Linked DNA regions of Homo sapiens: region 1 is linked to region 2. A link is a loop called in an ENCODE intact Hi-C map of the cell type or tissue named here. Cell type or tissue: chondrocyte. All regions are shown on one strand. Each heading gives the region's core, and the rest is flanking DNA. Links, peaks and the distances in the headings are about the cores only. Region 1 overlaps LOC107984553 (a long non-coding RNA gene). Region 2 overlaps XPO4 (exportin 4).

The links. A loop is a pair of places that touch in the nucleus more often than their neighbours do. Peaks named below come from ENCODE experiments on the same cell type or tissue, not always from the same donor. Only the 100,000 strongest peaks of a DNase experiment are listed, where the experiment ranks them.
Region 1: it touches region 2 in a loop (4-fold over the local background); 16 of 110 quality-filtered maps call a loop at or near these places.

What each region holds. Positions count from the first base shown.
Region 1 is chr13:20,180,949-20,183,873 of GRCh38, forward strand. The region is part of intron 1 of LOC107984553 (a long non-coding RNA gene); the gene reads right to left. Among named protein-coding and RNA genes, the nearest start is that of GJB2, 11 kb to the right of the region's middle. In chondrocyte, for the core only: CTCF peaks have their summits at 1,489 (motif pointing right) and 1,688; no DNase peak of the experiment used is centred there.
Region 2 is chr13:20,827,063-20,829,983 of GRCh38, forward strand. XPO4 (exportin 4) reads right to left here. Exons shown (of 23, transcript NM_022459.5): 7 at 5-117. Among named protein-coding and RNA genes, the nearest start is that of EEF1AKMT1, 55 kb to the left of the region's middle. In chondrocyte, for the core only: CTCF peaks have their summits at 1,672 (motif pointing left) and 1,882; no DNase peak of the experiment used is centred there.

The sequences.
Region 1 (2,925 bases), core at 233-2,732, 650 kb before region 2:
ATGTGATTGTTTTTCACAAGGAAGGGCAAGGCCCAGCTGTGTGCTCAGACCTGTCCTCTTAGTTTAATGTTTATGGTTAATGTGCATGGGCTTAGGAGTTTATTTCAGTGCATTATAGTGCTAATAAAATAGGATAGAGACATTAACAGGGTTTGATGTGTGTCTGAGTTCAGAACGCATCTTAACATGCTTGATCGCAATCAATGTCTTTCAATGCAGCCCATCCATTGTCTCTTGTGTTAAAAGATCTTTTTTCACTTTTTTCATTAAAAATTGTAGTAAATGCACATGTGCACACACACATAACATAAAATTTACCATCTTAACTATTTTTAGGTGCACAGTTCAGTGGCATTAAGTACATTCACACTGCTGTGCAACCATTACCACCAAGCGTCTCCGGGAACATTTCCAACTTCCCAAATAGAAACGCTGTACTCATTAGACAACTCCCAATCCCCTCTCCTCCCAGCCCCTGGCAACCACTCCATTCTCTTCCTCTATGAATTGGACTGCTGTGAGTATCTAAGTGGAATTATACATATTTGTCCTTTGTGTCTGGCTTATTTAACTTAGCATGATGTCCTCAAGGTTCATCCATGTTGTAGCATGTGTCAGAAATTCCTTCCTTTTTAAGGCTGAATAACATTCCATTGCATGCATAGACTACATTTTGCTTCTCTGTCCATTCGCTGATGGGCACTTGGGCTCCTTCCACCTCTTGGCTGTTGTGAACAGAGCTGCAATGAACATGGATGTACAAATATCTGTTCACATTGAGATCTCTCTCCTTTGGAAAAGGCAGGGCAAATGTGAAAAAAAAATCATACTTTCCTGATTTATTGTGACTCAAAATTTCCCAAACCTACTTCTTATTTTTGAAAAGTAGATGTCACAATTAGTAAAAATCCTGAAAATTTTGAGTGAAATATGTTAGGTGATTTCCCTTCGTAAGAATATAAAAGAAGTAAAATAAAATGATGCTGAATCTTTAGAGAGCTTCCATGTTTACATTAGATGTTGATTTAAACATTTTTCTAAATAAGAGATTTTCCCCTCGTGGATGAGTGTCAAGAAATAATCCGACGTCATAGCATTTATAGTCCTAGATAGTAAAATTTCAAAATCCAAGGATCAGAATAGTTAGAGAAACCTGAGAAAAACCTAAATAAGGACCTGTAAAAAGCTACTAACTACAACCACGAGATTATAGATGTTTGCTGATATTGTTCTCAGTTTGGTTATTGTGTTGTTTATGAATGAAAGTAGTGTATGTTTGTGTGAATTTTTGTTTTTAATTTTTTATGAGTGCCCTAACAAAGATTACAAATTGGGAATACAAACTCCAGAGCAATGGAGACAGTGACACTTTTGTGGAGGGGTACATGTGGCTGTTCGGGTGGTTATTAACACAGGCTGCTGCCCCTGCCCTGCAATGGGAATCCCCAGGGCATTGGAGGATTCAACCTCTTGCAGTTACCTCTTGTAAGACAGCAGATGGCAGCAGAGAGAGGCTTTGCACATCCCTGCAGGTTCTAGTTTGCACAAAGGGCTTCTGAGAGACCTATCAACCAATTATAACATCAAGTGGCAAAAAGAGTCCTTGATAAGTTATTTCGCTTCTCAAAGAAACCGAAAACGCCAAACTAATCACTAGTCTTGTTTTTTTTTTTCCTGGCAAAAGCCTGCTATCTTTCATGATTTAGCTTTCATGAAATTGTTCCTGAAGACCCCCAAAAGAAACAATTTCATGCCCCGAACTCTGTTCAGAGACTTTGCTGTGCCTGTCATGTCCAGCTTGCCATATCCTGTTTTGTAAAGTAGCCACCTTATATACACACCTGCTGTCTGCACTGTGACCTCCTTTCAAAATCATCTTTGGTTCTTCAGAGGCCTGGAATAATGCTCTGCCCAGATGAAGATCTCCGTAAATGTGTTTTTGAAATGGCTAATCAAATAATGGATACCCTTAGGTATTTTTGCAGAAACACTTGACAGCCTTCCATAATATCCCTACTATGAAATGGAAACTTGTGAATGAGATGTGGCTAAGTACTTTATCCATAAAACTCCAAACTTGAATCATGTTGGTAAGTGAACTGATGTTAAGCTAGCAGGAAATTGTTGGTGGCATTCCTTATTCAACATTTTTATTGGCTTAAGTGACCATAGAGAAAGCACGCTCATGAAACTGACAGATGACATAAAGTTGGAATGAATTGCTAATAAACTGAAGACAGGGTTCAAAAAGATCTGGATGGACCAGAAGGATGAGCCCAAACCAGCAAGATGAAATGTAACAGGGACAATGCAAAGCCCTGAATTTAGGTTAGAAAAATGGGGGTGGGGGGGCGGCACCTGGGCCACAGAGCAAGACTCCATCTCAAAAAAAAAGAAAGAAAAATGGGGGGAAGGGTAGACTTTGTGAAAAATGGGAGACAATGCTACTATCACTTAACAAGGAGATGGTTCAGTAACATTCGATGGGACATTGTACATTGTTAAAAGAACAAATTTCTATACATGGTGACATGAAAGGATTTCCTTTTTGTTTTTGTTTGTGGGTTTTTTTGTTTGTTGTGTTTTTTTGAGATGGAGTCTCCCGCTGTTGCTCAGGCTGGAGTGCAATGGTGCAGTCTTGGCTGACTGCAACCTCCACGTCCTGGATTCAAGAGATTCTCCTGCCTCAGTCTCCCAAGTAGCTGGGACCACAGGCATGCACCACCATGCCTGGCTAACTTTTGTATTTTTTTAGTAGAGAAGGGGTTTCACCATGTTGGCCAGGCTGGTCTCAAACCCCTAACCTCAAGTGATCCATCCACCTCGGCCTCCCAAAATGCTGGGATTACAGGCGTGAGCCACCACACCTGGCCAGACCTAGAAGGATTTCTAAGACATATTACTAAATGGGAAACAATCATAGAA
Region 2 (2,921 bases), core at 422-2,921:
TTACTGTGAAGAAAAGCTCCATAACTCTGCTGTCCAGAAGAGTCTCCCGCCAGGACTCTGTTGGCTTCAACAGCACATTTTGCGAGGATTCAAACATAGCTATATAATGTCTGCCCAGTTATTTGGTGTCAAGGTCAACAACAATAACATTCTTACTTTGTCTAAAGTATAAGTATATCCTAAATATAACAGGAGCCATCTAGAAAGAATTTGTAATGGTAACAGTTTAAGCCTCTTCACATATGCTACATAATTCATCCATGAAGCTAAGGAATAGAAGGCATTAAGTGCCTGGGGAAAAAAAGAATGTTACAGGAATGTAAGGTAATGCTTTCATTGTAATTATGTGTCATGCTGTAGGCATACAGAAACTTTGAGAACCAGAGAATTTAATGGTGGCAACAGAAGGAAATACACTTACTGCAAAGCATATGCCAAAATTCATGTAAAAAGAATCAATTTCTGCAAGTTTATCCCATCATTTCCCCCAATATCTTGCAACAATTAACACCACATATACAAAATGTGAGTTTCATATAGTCTACTTGGAAAAATAGCATTTTTCCAGAAGAAATATATTCACTGGAAAAGCAAAAGAACAAAAAGAGTAAACACATATAATATTAAAGAAAAAAAACTCCCACAGGTCACAGTATCTAAATATCAAGACAAAGAAATAATCTATTGACAAAAAACTTTATAGATGCTTATTTAAAATTCCCACAGACTAAAAAGCAATTTATATGGTGTTCAGGCATTCAATTTCAAACATGCTTCAAACAGAATACTGTTTTACCATAAACAAAGTAACCATCATATATTTGTAGGTTTTTATGAATACGATTCATTGATACTGCCACAGTAACTGAGGCTTTGAAGAAATGAGAAAACTCGGCCAGTCACGGTGGCTCACGCCTGTAATCTCCACATTTTGGGAGGCCAAGGCAGGCGGATCACCTGAGGTCAGGAGTTCGAGACCAGCCTGGCCAACATGGTGAAACCCATCTCTACTAAAAATACAAAAATTAGCTGGGCATGGTGGCAGGCACCTGTAATCCCAGCTATTTGGGAGGCTGAGGCGGGAGAGTCGCTTGAAAACACTCTCCCGCAGAGGTTGCAGTGAGCCGAGATCACACCATTGCACTCCAGCCTGGGTGGCAGGGAGAGGCTCTGTCTCAAAACAAACAAACAAACAAAAAACAGTGGTTATGCCCCTTCCATTGGTAATCAATTGCCCAGCTAAAATACTTCGACTATGCAACATTCACATCACTCAATGAGAAATCTTAATGATAATCACCCAGAGCTATCGTCTGAAAAAAGTAGATAGAAATTCAAATACTATATTTTGAGTAAAGTCTAAATCGTTATTTTTACAGAAAAATTATTATTCACAGGGAAAATTAAAGGCTGTAATAATGCTCTGGAAACTTTTTTTTAAGATAATTGCTTAACCCCTTTTAAAATAGCTAATATTATTCTGTCTCTGAAGAGCAAGGAGGGGCACTATGAGTTGTTTCAAGGAGAAAAATCACTGCTTGTTTCTGAAAAGTCACCCCCAAAATCTTCTGCAACTCTATTCGACTGATTAACAAAAGTGAAACTCAAATCTGGTTCATTTAAACTTCCCTTCTCTCTTCCTTTATCTGCCCCCTTGTGGAGGTACAGGGAAAGAGGTGAAGGCCAAAAAAGCCAAAAGAAAGAAGCCCGAATTTAAAAAGGGGGAAAAAATCAGCCCGTGAACCCTAAGAGCTAACAATATAGAGTGAGTTCATTTTCTTAAGAGGCACCGATCATGGTCTAAGGTCAATGTTGTGTTCTTCACCCAATACTACAATATACTGATTTATCTGACACCTAGGATTTGCTTCAAAATATTCTGGGGATGGCAGAGCACAGATGAAACAAGACTGGCTGTTTAAAGCTGGGTATTCTCTCCACTATTGTGTATCTTTGAAATTTTCCACAATAACGGGATGCCAAAGGCTATAGTATATGAAATAAATGTTCTGAGTAAGGCAATCAATTCTTTGTGTTTTGTGTGTGTGTGTACTTTTTGTTTGTTTGTTTGTTTTTAATGAGACAGGGTCTCACTATGTTGCCCAGGGAAGTCTTGAACTCCTGAGCTCAAGTGATCCTCCTGGCTCAGCCTCCCAAAGTGCAAGGATTATAGGCATGAGCCAGCACACCTGGCCAATTCTTCATACTTCATAAAAATTTAAATGTATTTCACTTACTGTTTTCCAGTTTTATTTCTCTTTATTTTCAATATGCCAAATCTAACAAATGAAATATAACTAGGAAAATAATGATTTTGTAATATTTCGTATGCTTATAAAAGGTGTCATGATTTTATTTTTAAATTATATAGGATATGAGACAAATAAATGGGTTCACATAACCATAATAAAATGGTTGGCCCCAAAGCTGACCATTTACCATTTTAGTAGCTAGCAGATGTGTGATCCCTCAGAGTAAGAAGGCAAATACTTCAGGTGCTATAACTGCAAGAGAATGAAAGCCCAAACCTCCCTTCAAGAGCTGCAGACAGTTCAAGTACAGAGGAAGAATACAGGTGGCAGAAGCAAAGGGAATCATATTTATAAATTTTGCTACTTCTGGATATATGAAAAACTCTATTCCAAGGAAATGAGGAGAGTCTCTCACATTCTAATTATGCCCTCCAGGTATAATACAGCAAGGGGGGCAACAGTGTGTTTTGGTAAGAGGGAGATGATAAGCTAAAGATTCAATAAATCTTACAAAAGTATCAGTAAGAAAATACAGGAAGAAATCTTACAAAAGGAAACTATTAAACCTAAACCAAAATTCTCATATAATTCTCTCCTCTATCTTTTTATAAATTATAAAAAGCATATACTCTATTAATACTTCTGGATATCAATTATTTACATTAAGGG